Regions from separate parts of the Homo sapiens genome. Here region 1 is linked to region 2. Evidence: chromatin contacts called from ENCODE Hi-C or POLR2A ChIA-PET data. All regions are on one chromosome and are shown on one strand. The core of a region is the stretch at or near the end of the contact, and the rest is flanking DNA. Distances in the headings are between cores, read along the strand shown. Region 1 has its middle 70 kb from the start of MAOA. Region 2 has its middle 95 kb from the start of MAOA.

Region 1 (6,222 bases), core at 1,089-3,588, 160 kb after region 2:
TGTTGGGGGAATGACATCAAAGACCTTTTAGTTTTTTTTTTTTTTTTTTTAATGTTTTTTTTTTGTTATTATACTCTAAGTTTTAGGGTACATGTGCACATTGTGCAGGTTAGTTACATATGTATACATGTGCCATGCTGGTGCGCTGCACCCACTAACGTGTCATCTAGCATTAGGTATATCTCCCAATGCTATCCCTCCCCCCTCCCCCGACCCCACCACAGTCCCCAGAGTGTGATATTCCCCTTCCTGTGTCCATGTGATCTCATTGTTCAATTCCCACCTATGAGTGAGAATATGCGGTGTACTCAAACAAATTTACAAGAAAAAAACAAACAACCCCATCAAAAAGTGGGCGAAGGACATGAACAGACACTTCTCAAAAGAAGACATTTATGCAGCCAAAAAACACATGAAGAAATGCTCATCATCACTGGCCATCAGAGAAATGCAAATCAAAACCACTATGAGATATCATCTCACACCAGTTAGAATGGCAATCATTAAAAAGTCAGGAAACAACAGGTGCTGGAGAGGATGTGGAGAAATAGGAACACTTTTACACTGTTGGTGGGACTGTAAACTAGTTCAACCATTGTGGAAGTCAGTGTGGCGATTCCTCAGGGATCTAGAACTAGAAATACCATTTGACCCAGCCATCCCATTACTGGGTATATACCCAAAGGACTATAAATCATGCTGCTATAAAGACACATGCACACGTATGTTTATTGCGGCACTATTCACAATAGCAAAGACTTGGAACCAACCCAAATGCCCAACAATGATAGACTGGATTAAGAAAATGTGGCACATATACACCATGGAATACTATGCAGCCATAAAAAATGATGAGTTCATGTCCTTTGTAGGGACATGGATGAAATTGGAAACCATCATTCTCAGTAAACTATCGCAAGAACAAAAAACCAATCACCCACTCTTGCCTAGAGTTTCTGAGTTGCTGTGACAGAGAGAATCAGCCTGGCATTTTAACCCAGGTGCAGAAAAGTGGTTACAGAATACAGTGTTCCACATCTATCTTAACTTTGTAATCTTCAAGGACACAGGAGCTTGTGACTACTTTGCAGACTGGTTTTGATGCTGACTCCCTTACACATTGGTCTGCTTTTCCTTGAGCCCATTACTTACCTATACTGTCTTCTCTCAAACCCTCAAATAACCACCTTGTCCTTTGGGGAGAGTTGCTCTCTAACACTCCTCTGTTGTCCAGTCTTCCTTATTGCAATGGGTCAATAAACCTGACCTTGTTGAACTATAGGTTTGTCCTTGGTGGTTTTAGCCTGTTGAGCTAAGATTGGTGGTCAATAGGTTAGTTGGTTTTCCAGAAAAAAAAAAATTCATTCAGAAAGCACCAGTTTAAGAATCTTTCTCAGGGAAAGAGACCTGAGTCTGTTGGATGTTGCTGTTTCAGGTTGCTTTCTAAGTTGCCTGTCCTCCTGCACAACTGGTTTAATCTCCCAGCTATGAATGAGGAAGAAGTTCTGGCCAGGCGTGGTGGCTCACACCTGTAATCCCAGCACTTTGGGAGGCAGAGGCAGGTGGATCACTTGAGGTCAGGAGTTCGTAGACTAGCCTGGCCAACATGGTGAAACCCCATCTCTACTAAAAATAAAAAAATTAGCTGGGCATGGTGGCACACGCCTGTAGTCCCAGCTACTCAGGAGGCTGAGGCAGGAGAATTGCTTGTGCCCAAGAGGCAGAGGTTGCAGTGAGCCAAGATCACGTCACTGCACTCCAGCCTGGGTGACAGAGCGAGTCTCTGTCTCAAAAAAAAAAAAAAAGTTCTAATACATCTTGACGTAGGTTTATTTGGGAAATGGCATTCTCCAACAAACTTCTCAGTATTGGCTATAACCTGGTAAGGATCTTAAGTAACGAAATGAGTTAAACTTTGGAAGGACAGCTTCACTCACGATATAAAGCCTTTCCTTGGCCACACACTGCTAGGGCTCCATGCCTGTGACTGCTAAAAAGCTAAAGATTACTGTTGGCAATTCCTTTGGTTTTCTCTCTGTTCTGTGTTATTTCTCATCTTATGTCTGCAAACAAACTAAAAAACGTAACTACTTTTCCTATTCATTCTTTAAGTCATTCTAAAAAACCTTGATTCAGACTTTCAATTTTTTCCCACAAGTGACTTCCTCTACCTCTTAAACACCTACATGCTATTTTACACAAGCCTCTTGGAGCAGAGTCTCAGGAAGATAACGCCCAGGTAAACTGCTCTAACTGCATCTGTAACCTTGGATTTTGTCCTTGCTGTGGGTGGGCATTCATTTATTGCCCAAGCCATATTGTTTTCCTCAGTTTTAGTAACAGGTGAACGTCCTTCCTGAGGGCTGGCAAGGCTGGGGTTATCACAGAGGTATAATTTACTGAAGATCTGTGACCTCCAGATTTGAAGGATCAAGAGCAATTAAGGGATGGGCAACACTCTGATCTCAGTCATGTGGCAGAGATTGAATCTCCATTAGCCAAGCCCTGGAATAGCCCCTGCTGCAAGTTACTGTCAACAAACTCAATCTGTTTGGCTTCCCAAAGTGAGTCTCCTTTTGCTATAGCTGCCGGGATCCAGGCTAGTTGTGCTGTTATATAAAGTGTAGAGGCAACTCCCTTGTCCCTGTGTTTGAAGTATTTGTAGAGATAGAGCACTTGGAGTCCTGAATATGAGGAACAGGACACTGTGGGACACATAGACAGGTCTGGTGGCAAAACTGCGAAAATAATGGGTGGATCTTGTAGTAATGCTGATGAGGTTAATAGCTGGAAGGATCCTAATGCCAAAGTCTCAGTAAAGTAAAACAAAATTTTGCTTATCCATGGGTAGCTACACAGGAGTGGTCATGTGGGATATTGCCCTCCCCTCAGCAGGGGCTATCCATCAACAAGTGGCTTATGGTTGCTGCTGGCCTGTTGGACCAAGGTTTGATTCACAAATATGCTCATTCTCTTGAATTACCCATCATGTTGGCTTGGAGACAGGTTTACTCATCCACACTTCTCAGAAGGATGAAATGAGAGCATGAGGATGGGAGATACAATGTAGGGCCTTGCTGGTCAATGTCTACTGGGCCAGGTGCTTCCTAGCAGCAGGGGCAAAAGCTTTCTGAGCCTTGGGTGCCATGGTATAGCAACCCCTGCAGCATGGCATGCCCCCGCTATAAGTGCTAGCATGAACATAGCTGGTTGCAGTTCCCCATCTCCTGTTCAGTGGAGGTAGGTGCAAATGTGTGTGGAGAGGGGAAGGTAGCTGAACTTTAGCCATTCTCAAATCTACTTATTTAGAAGCAGCCATTCTAAAATCTACTTATTTAGAGGTTGAGCAGCCATTGGGCTGGGTCCCAATCTCCCTCACTCCATGTGCAGTAGGTCCTCAAATAATGTCATTTCATTCAACATTATTTTGTTTTAATGTTGATGACAATCACTGATTCTCAGCCAGGGCCACTGTCTGTGTGGAGCCTGCACATTCTTCCCATGTGCGCATGGGTTTTCTCCAGGGACTTCAGTTTCCTTCCACATCCCAAAGCTGTGCATGTGAAGTGAATTGGTGTGTCTACATGGTTTCAGTGTGAGTGGGTGTGTATATGAGTGTGCCCTGTGATGGGATGGCATCCTGTCTACAGTGAGTTCCTCCCTGGTGCCTTCAGCTGCCAGGACAGGCTCTGGTCAACTGATTCCAAACTGGAATAAGCAGGTAAATAATTACCTTGTTTTTGTTAATCTTTCTATGTATGGCTCACATTTATTTCAGTGTTTAATGTTAGAAGTGTTTTGGTCTTTATTTAGAAGTTTGATGTTTTTTGTGACCAGAGGCATGCTGTGGGAACTTAATTCTTGTTTATGTCAATTAGCCTATGGTCAAATTGGTCTTGTTATATGCTGTTTTGCACAAAGTCACAGTTTCTAAGAGTTTATGATGTTAAGAGAAGACTTACTATACTTCTTCCTGGACTTAATAATTGAGCCAGTGCCATTGCCCAGTCATACATATGCATAGAGCACGTCTTGTGATGAAAAATCCCATGGCTTCTCTGTGGGTTACCAGACTTCATGACTAGAGCTATGGGTCTGCTCCACGTTCCCCTTCCTTAGTAAGCTGGGACCTGAAGAATGTTGCTATTCTGTTCCCTATGGACTTCGAGTTCTGCATTTCAATATTTAGTTATAACTGAACAGAACAGCTGGACAAGTGGGTGGGATTGACATGAAATGGTCTAGGATGAAAGCAACATGGGCACTGGAGCATCAGAACAGTTACTGTTTGAGATTATAGGGCCAGTATTTCTGACCTGGTGGTTTCTCTGCAGTGCTAGTCTTTTCAGAGTCAGCTCAGTTGCAGAGCTGCCCTGTCTTCACTGAAGTCCTAGAATCTGTGGGGTTGGCTTCATCTAATCCACTGCTATGAAGAACAGTTAGGCAGTTCCTTAAAATATTAAATATAGAATTATCACATGACCCAGCAACTCTATTATTAGATATATACCAAGAGAATTTAAAATGTGTCTAACAAAACTCTGTAAATAAATGTTCATAGCAGCATTATTCCTAATAGCCAAAAAAGGTAGAAACAACCCAAATGTCCAACTGAATGGGTAAACAAAATCTGACATATCTATACAATGGAATATTACTTGGTGATAAAAGGGACGAACCTTGAAAACATCATGCTAAGTGAAGGAAGCACAAAAGGCCATGTGTTGGATTATTCCATTTCTATGAAATGTTTAGAATAAATCTATAGAAATAAAATAGATTAGTGGTTTTCAGGGGCTGGGAGAAAGGAATGACTACTGATGGGTATGGGAGTTCTTTTAGGGGTGATGGAATGTTTGGAAATCAGATAGGGATGATGGTTGCCCAACCTTGTAAATATACTAAGAAACCACTGAATTGTACAGCAGAAATGGGTTATTCTTTTCATATGTGAATTGTGTCTCAGAGCCATTATTTTTTAAAATCAATAGGTCATCTTTGGCTAGGCCAAGATCTTTGACAGAGTTTTATACTTACAAAAAGATTATGAATCCATGATTGAATTTTGCCTTTAAGGAAAAATGACTTTCTGAAAAAGTTCTGCGGTGTTTCCAGGTGTTGACAACTATCCTTCCTCAAAGAAATGAACTTGCATCTTCATCGTGGTAAGACACTCCCCCCAGCATTGCAGTTATGTAGCTTTCTGTGCCTTCCTAGGAAAATGGTTTACAAGTGTGACTGGTTTTCCTTCAAAAGTTATATTTTAAATGTGGGGTGTTTTCACAGAATAATACGTAAATGCCCCTCATAAAATACCTTGTATGTGCCTTGTATATAGCTTTATTTCCTAACAGTGTGCAAAAAGAGTATAAGAAGAAAAAAAATCACTTGTTATTCATGTTTACCCTGTGCATGACCTACCTACATCATTGTTTAATCTATTAGTAATAACTGTTAAACGTATTATTTGAAGTTACTGCAACTGTTAGATGTGTTTGAACTTGCCTGGTCCACCCTTGTAGTCTATGTACTCTCTGTTATGAAAGTCATGCTGCCTTATGGAGAGTTAAGAGCTCTCATTTGAGAGTTAAGAGCTCTCATTTGAGTGCTAGTTTTGCAACAACTTAATGAGAATGACTTGCCACCTTTAGTGAATAGATTAAAAAAAAAACTGTAGCTGGGCGCAGTGGCTCACACCTGTAATCCCAGCACTTTGGGAGGCTGAGGTGGGTGGATCACCTGAGGGCAGGAGTTGGAGACTAGCCTGGCCAACATGGTGAAACCCCGTCTCTACTAAAAATACAAAAATTAGCTGGGCATGGTGGTGTACACCTGTAGTCCCAGCTACTCGGGAAGCTGAGGCAGGAGAATCACTTGAACCTGGGAGACGGAGGTTGCAGTGAGCTGAGATGGCGCCACTGCACTCCAGCCTGGGTGACAGAACGAGACTCCATCTCAAAAAAAAAAAAAAATGTAGATAGGGAGTACTCGAAAGCAACGTGACTGCCTCGATTACCCATGAAATAACTTTCTCCTTTGTTGTTTAGTAGCTGAATATCTTACTGACGCAGAGTTGAGCGACTACGTTTTACTGTCTGTAGACACAAAGAAAGCAGTCATATAAGATCTGGTGGCCAGTCTATTTACTACCATAGTTTTGAAATAATGATAAGCACAAGTTGTAATTTGAAATCTGCAACAAGGTAATGTGAAATGAAAATA
Region 2 (6,972 bases), core at 3,258-5,757:
GTTTTGGCACACTGGGTAAATGGATACAGTTACTGAATGCATGGAAGCTAGTAGCTTAGGGGCTGTGGCCACCCAAGTTCCTATTCCTCTGACTGGAGAACTGATGGCCTCCAGATCTCTACATAGATACAACCCATTCGTGGTGGGGTCTGTCATTTGGGGAGACATTAAACAAGCATTTCAAAAAATATGTAATTGTGAATCTTTATGGAGGGAAAACAAAAGCAGTGATAAGAGCATTCTTTCATATGTTTGTTGGCCATTTGTATATCTTCTTTTGTGAAGTAACTCAGGAATGGAAAACCAAACATCATATGTTCTCCCTGATATGTGAGAGCTAAGCTATGAGGACACAAAGGCATAAGAATGATACAATGGACTTTGGGGACTTGGCGGGGAAGAGCGGGAGGGAGGCGAGGGATAAAAGACAACAAATAGTGTGCAGTGTATACTGCTCGAGTGATGGGTGCATCAGGATCTCACAAGTCTCCACTAAAGAACTTACTCATGTAACCAAATACCACCTGTACCCGAATCACTTATGGAAAATAATTTTTTTAAAGCAGTGATAAGAGATTATAATGGAGAATTAATTGTCCGGGGGGTTTCTCAGGAAATGCATCTCTGAGGAAGTGCTATTTCATCCCTTGGGAAATAACCTAAAGGATTTAGCCAACTGAAGAATGGAGAAAATAACCTTCCATGGAGAGGGAACCAAGACAGAAAAGAACTGGATATATCTGAGGATTTATGAGAACGAGATGGCTGGAAGGTTCTGAGGGAGAGTGGAGTGACCAGAGACGAGGGTAGGGAAACAGGCAGAAAAAAGAGCATGCAAGGCCTTGGGAGCCACAGTGCGTCATATCCAAAGTTCATTGAGCAGCTATTGAAAGGGCTTGAGTCTGGACTGACAGGATCAGATTTGCAGTTTTAAAAGATCTACTTGGGCTGCTCGGGTGGTGTAGTAAAAGGGAAACCAGGGCATTTTAGCAAGAGATGACTAATCAGAGAGGAGTTACTAGTGGAGAAAAGTAATTTGAGATGTATTTTTGAAGTAGGAATCATAGTAGACCACAAAGAGATCCTTTATTTCTTTAAAGCTATCATTTATTGTTAGTACTGTAACAACTTCACTTATGTGATCCTATTGAATGCTCAGAACAACTGAACAGCTAGCTCCATTTAACAGATAAGAAAATGCATGTTCAATACCAAGATTCAAACCCAGGCCTAGCCAGCTCCAGAAACCTGAGCTTTTAACATTTACGCTTTCCTACAAAACAGGGTGACTTAACAAAGTATCTGTTTCTAAAGACAGTTCTTAGGGCTAAGAAATCAGAACGTGCCTTTAGAAATAATAAGTATTCCTAGTTGTGTGTTAAAGGTAGGAAGCTGAAACCAACAGACTTTCCTGTCCCTAAGCTAAACAATACTGAACCAGTCAAAATAACTTGGCTACTTGTCCCAGGAAATACTTGCTCCTGGAATACAAAGCTTTGAAGTAACACAAATAGATTATTTATCAAGACTAACAGCTTGCTCATCAAGACTTGCTTTAAGACACCACTTTACTTTGCCTACCAATCCACAACTACTCTATCATAAACTTTTCCAATTCCAACCAGTTTTTTGCCTTGCAAGATCTGCCTTAAAAACAACCCCCAAATTGAAAACCCTGTGAACCCTCCCCCAATTTTTCCACTTTGAGACACTAGTAAGACTGTCAATGCGATGTTCTTCCTTATGCAATGTGTCTGATAAACTTAGCTTTTCTTGATTGACATGTTTTCTGATGATCTTTTGGGAAGTCAATGGTTGGCAAGTGCCTGGTAGGATACTCTTGCTTTGGGGCTTGGCCATCTAAAGGGATGCCTGAGCAGGTTCATGTGAAAGTCCAGTATTCAGTTGTGTGCAGAGTCTGAAAGAAATTCAGTTATTGGGGTTAAAGAATAGAAATTTCTCTTCTGTCGTTTATTAAAGGTACAAACTTGGAATCTAGTTTCGTGCTTATGTAAGACAAATACATTTGCTTCTCAGGATCCCAGATGCAAGCCTTTTCAGGCTTTGTAGAAGACAAAGCTGGATAGAAGCTATATTGGGGTGTGTGTGTGATAGGGAAGAGGGTAGGCATTGGTGGAAGCAGGGCAGAGCCATGTGGTTTTAAATCATTAAAAGTTCTACTTGCTGCTCCAAATTCAGGTGCCTGGAACAGCAGGGATTTAAGGACAGACCAATTGTGGCATTTAACTCTTGGTTTTCAAAAATATTGAGGCCCATATGGTAGGCTAGACAATAGCCTGGCTGAAGATGTTCACGTCCTAACTCTGGGGCAAATGAATATGTTACCTTACATGGCAAAGGGACTTTGCAGATGTGATTAAGGATTATAAAATAGGGAGATAATCCTCATGGGCCCAATGTACTCACAAAGGTTCTCTTAAGAGGGAGGCAGGAGGCTCAAAGTGAGGAGGAGATGGTGCATCCATGGAAACAAGAGATTGGAGTGATGCAGCCACAAGCCAAGGAATGCTAGCAGCCTTTGGAAACAGAAAGAGGCAAGGAATGAGTTCTCCCTTGGAGCTTCCAGAAGGAACCATTCCTGCTAACACCTTGATTTTAGCCCTGTAAGACTCATTTTGAACTTTTGACTTCCAGAACTGTAAAATAATAAGCTTGTGTTGTTTTAAGCTACTAAGCTTGTGCCATTTTGCTACAGGGGCAATAGGACATTAATACAGCCAACAAAATTAAAATGGCTGATATAGCAAAGGTGGTCAGGCTGCTTGAGGGAGAAGCTGACTTACCCTCACTCCCTTTGGCCTGTCTGAACTGGCCCCATCTCTCAGTGGACTTACCTTTCAGATGTATCCTCCAGCCAGCTCTACACAGTCTAAATATAAGGCCCATCTAATACCAGCTGCCTCATTGGACTCATCTAGGGACCTCATACCTGCATCTTCCATGTTTGCTAGTTGATGTGATAGAATAGTCTATAGTAGCCAGATGAATACACGACACCAGGCAAACAGACCTCCTTTGCTCATTTTCTTAATGTAAACCTAATTCACTGCCAGATGTATTACATATTTAGTGTATGTCTGGCATGGGGTACACAGTTTACCAGCTTAGATGTTGATCTTGCTGAAGACAGAGTTGCCAAGGTTTAGTTCCACTGAAATCCCATATAGTGAACCCACGGGACACTTATGTACCATTCCAGATGCCAGCCACTATTAGGTGTATGTTTTCTGAATTTGTACAGCCCCAAATAATCTAGGGTGCTCTGAGGACCTCTAAGGTGGTCCAAGCACTATACAGTGCCTAAAAGAAACACAATTTTGACGCCCAAATCTTAAAAGTAATGTAAATATTTACTATACCACAAAACTCCTAGCCAAACTTAGGAAGCTTCCTTCCTTCCTTCTTTCCTTCTTTCCTTCCATCTCCTTAGGTTGTCAAAACAGCTTTTGAAAGCCCCTTCTTCTCCCATCATTCTCAGCAAACTAACGCAGGAACAGAAAACCAAACACTGCATGTTCTCACTCATAAGTGGGAGTTGAACAATGAGAACACATGGACACAGGGAGAGGAACATCACACACCAGGGCCTGAGGGGGCAAGAGGACGGAGAGCATTAGGACAAATACCTAATGCATGCAGGGCTTAAGACCTAGATGACGGGTTGATAGGTGCAGCAAACCACCATGGCACATGTATATCTATGCAACAAACCTTCATGTTCTGCACATGTATCCCAGAACTTAAAATAAAATCGAAAGAGAAAACCCCTTCTTCTGTCCAGCTGCACTCCTCCACAGCCCCAAGTTGCCTTTCTGAAACTTTCTCCTCTCCCCAGCTCCCTTCTCCTGCTTTCCCCAGATTACTTCCCTGCCCTTTCTAAGGTGAAAGCAATTCCACCTGTCTCATCTCCCATCGATGTTCTTTTCACCCATTACCCAGATGCACACAACAGAGGCTGAAAAACCAAGAAGTTCTAACAAAAAACCTTCCTGAGAGATTAGGGCAGAGGAAAGGCTGCAAATATTAGATATCAATATTGATCCATGTCACAACTGAAAACAAAGTAAGAGAGTGCAGGCAAATGTGTTGGAGGAAATTCTGGGTGGAGGTGACGCTTCTTAGTTTCCCCAAGAGCGAGGCTGTCTTGAATACTTTAGGATTTCCACTAGAAGGAAACAACACTAATTGGCCAGAAGATGGCACTCTTTTAAAACAAATTGGGGCCGCCCCCTAGCACAGGTGCTGGAAGATAGTCAATCACAGTCGTTAAAGAGCTCCAAGTGCAGAGAAGGGCTGGGCAGACAGGGGAACAGTAAAAGACTGATGGGGTGAACTACGGTCAATGGGACAAATAGGACTTAACAGTCAGCACTTATTAGTTGCAGATGTGGTTTTCTTTACCATTTAGTCATGCCATTTCTATTTTTTACTTCCTGTCTCACTATGTGGTGTCCTTAGTCTCTTGCCACACAGTGATGCTTATGGAGGCCTGAGGATTCTGGTAACTTCCTCTTAAATCGTGCTTCCCCTGCATTCCTAGCACCTCATGCTTTTCTGTAATAGCACTGACCAGAGCCACAATTAATGTGTTCCACAGTATCTACAATCAACTGTGTGCTCCATGAGGTGGGCTGTGTCTTGTACACTGCTGAATCACAGCATGGTGCCTACCTACCACATAGTAGGTGCTCAATAAGTAGGTGTTGAATGATTGTAAGAAATTCAAGGTAATAACTGCTCGCAAAACTTAAGCAGTGCTTCCTTTCTGCTATTCTAAAAGGTTGATGGAGAAGAGCTGATGCCTACTGAGTGCTTGCTGCATTAAGCCGTTACCTGCATTATCTCTGTTTTCCCATCAATTCTGTAAGACAGGTACTTCAAGCCACAGTACTTATCTAGGGGCATGTAAAAAGTAAATGACACAAGGTGCAGGGGTGCCCTATATCAATCCATCAAGATTCTCATTACTGCACTACTCTGTGGACCTTTAAGCACCCCACCCCCGCCAATCTTCGTCTCTTTCCCTGTCCCTACCTCCCCATCCCCCAGCACACACCCACACCTCTTTCCTCCACTCTATTTCACCCATAGACCTCGGTGGTTTGTGGAAAATATATGAGGCCCATTAATAGGAAAACCTGGTTCCCATTGAGGTGTTACTGTTTGGAGTGTAAATAAATAGTAGCCTTTGATGGATCACACGTGCATTAAGGGGAGGTCTTACTTGAAGGGCCCACAGCCCACCTTGAATGAATGGCAAGTTTCCTCAAGCCAGCTTTTTCACATGAGGCTTCCAAAGCTGCTTTTCAGAAACTTGGCTCCAGGCTGAGACAACCAGTTCACATCTACTGTCACTTTGAGACCTGCTTTTGCCTTCAAACTCTGAAAAGAATGGCCTTGATCAAGGAAGAGAGCCAAGCCCTGGGCTCTGATAGAGGAAAGAGAACTGTTACTATTACCTAGTACCTTCCTTTGTTTTCATCCTCTTCCTCTAATGTCTCAGTCAGCTTCCTTAGGCTAAGGGGCATGCCTTGCACATTTACCACCACCTCAGTGTAAAGCAAGGAGTATAGTTTGAAAAAATTAATACACTCAATGTTGATGTCCTGTTTGCTGAAATTATATCATAGCACAGAATAAATGTTAATAGAAGAGCGGTGATTTCTATCTCACTGCAAATATGTGGTTTTTCCAATAAAGTCTGACACTGCTCTCGTCAATCGTGACATTCACATAGCAGGAGATAAACACTGCCACGGTATGCTGGGCTGGGGAAGGGTAATTTCTTAAGGGAGATTTCTGGTCTAAGAAGACTTTTTTCTGTCTTTGTTTTTCTTTTTTGCCATTCCAACCCAGGCCTCTCCTACTCACTCCAGGTAGTTTTACAAAGTGGTTGCTGATCTTTGTGCTTATTTCTCAGAAAATCAGACATCCAAAAAGAACTTGTAAGTGATGGAAAATACATCATTTAAGTGATGCAAAACCAAACCTTGCACTTCTTTATCAAGGACTTGAAGACAACTTGGACATGTGAACCAAGCCTTCAAATGTGTTTTATTTTTTATTTTATTTTATTTTTATTTATTTTATTTATTTTTATTTTTTTATTTTTTTTGAGACAGAGTCTCACTCCGTCACCAGGGCTGGAGTGCAGTGGCACGATCTTGGCTCACTGCAACCTCCGCCTCCCTAGTTCAAGCGATTCTCCTGCCTCAGCTTCCTGAATAGCTGGGACTACAGGCACTTGCCACCACGCCCAGCTAATTTTTGTATTTTTAGTAGAGACGGGGTTTCACCATGTTGGCCAGGATGGTCTCGATCTCTTGACCTCGTGATCCGCCCGCCTTGGCCTCCCAAAGTGCTGGGATTACAGGCGTGAGCCACCGTGCCCGGCCTTTTATTTTTTGAGACAGAGTTTTGCTCTTGTCATCCAGGCTGGAGTGCAATGGCGCGATCTCGGCTCACTGCAACCTCTGCCTCCCAGGTTCAAGTGATTCTCCTGTCTCAGCCTCCCAAGTAGTTGGGATTACAGGCATGCACCACCACGCTGGGCTAATTTTTGTATTTTTAGTAGAGACAGGATTTCACCATGTTGGTCAGGCTGGTCTTGAACTCCTTACCTCAAATAATCCACCTGCCTCGGCCTCCCAAAGTGCTGGGATTAGAGGTGTGAGCCACTGCACCCACCCCAAATGTGTTTTAATTGATCAGCAATCTTTTCAAGGAATTTGAATATAAATGCTCTTTAGAAGGGCACATACTTCCTAGGTCAGCCAGTCCTCAGTATTCCCAAATGTCTTATGTCTGCTGCTGTTCGTTTTTAGCTGCCCAACTCCTGAAGACATTGAATTTAGGACTCCTCTTTAGAAATGCTTATTTTTCCCTTTGATCTTTCTGTTAGTTTTCTGTAGATGGGGCTCATTCATTGAGACAGAGATTGAATTATTTCCA

Evidence for each region. A loop is a pair of places that touch in the nucleus more often than their neighbours do. ChIA-PET counts read pairs that join two places held with the same protein, here RNA polymerase II (POLR2A). Pooled maps may share reads with other maps.
Region 1: a loop to region 2 is called in a pooled map, with 5 times the contacts of the local background. The contact joins two enhancer-like sites. A Hi-C loop is called at or near these places in 2 of 168 maps with a recorded cell type or tissue (adrenal gland and left ventricle myocardium inferior) and 4 of 50 pooled maps. POLR2A ChIA-PET finds 5 or more read pairs at or near these places in 1 of 52 experiments (MCF 10A).

Annotation. Positions count from the first base shown.
Region 1 is chrX:43,583,112-43,589,333 of GRCh38, reverse strand. No RefSeq gene overlaps it. Among named protein-coding and RNA genes, the nearest start is that of MAOA, 70 kb to the left of the region's middle. Within about 2 kb of position 2,338, at least 2 of the 41 ENCODE cell types and tissues checked have a DNase peak (open chromatin) inside an H3K27ac peak, as active enhancers do.
Region 2 is chrX:43,747,831-43,754,802 of GRCh38, reverse strand. No RefSeq gene overlaps it. Among named protein-coding and RNA genes, the nearest start is that of MAOA, 95 kb to the right of the region's middle. Within about 2 kb of position 4,507, at least 2 of the 41 ENCODE cell types and tissues checked have a DNase peak (open chromatin) inside an H3K27ac peak, as active enhancers do.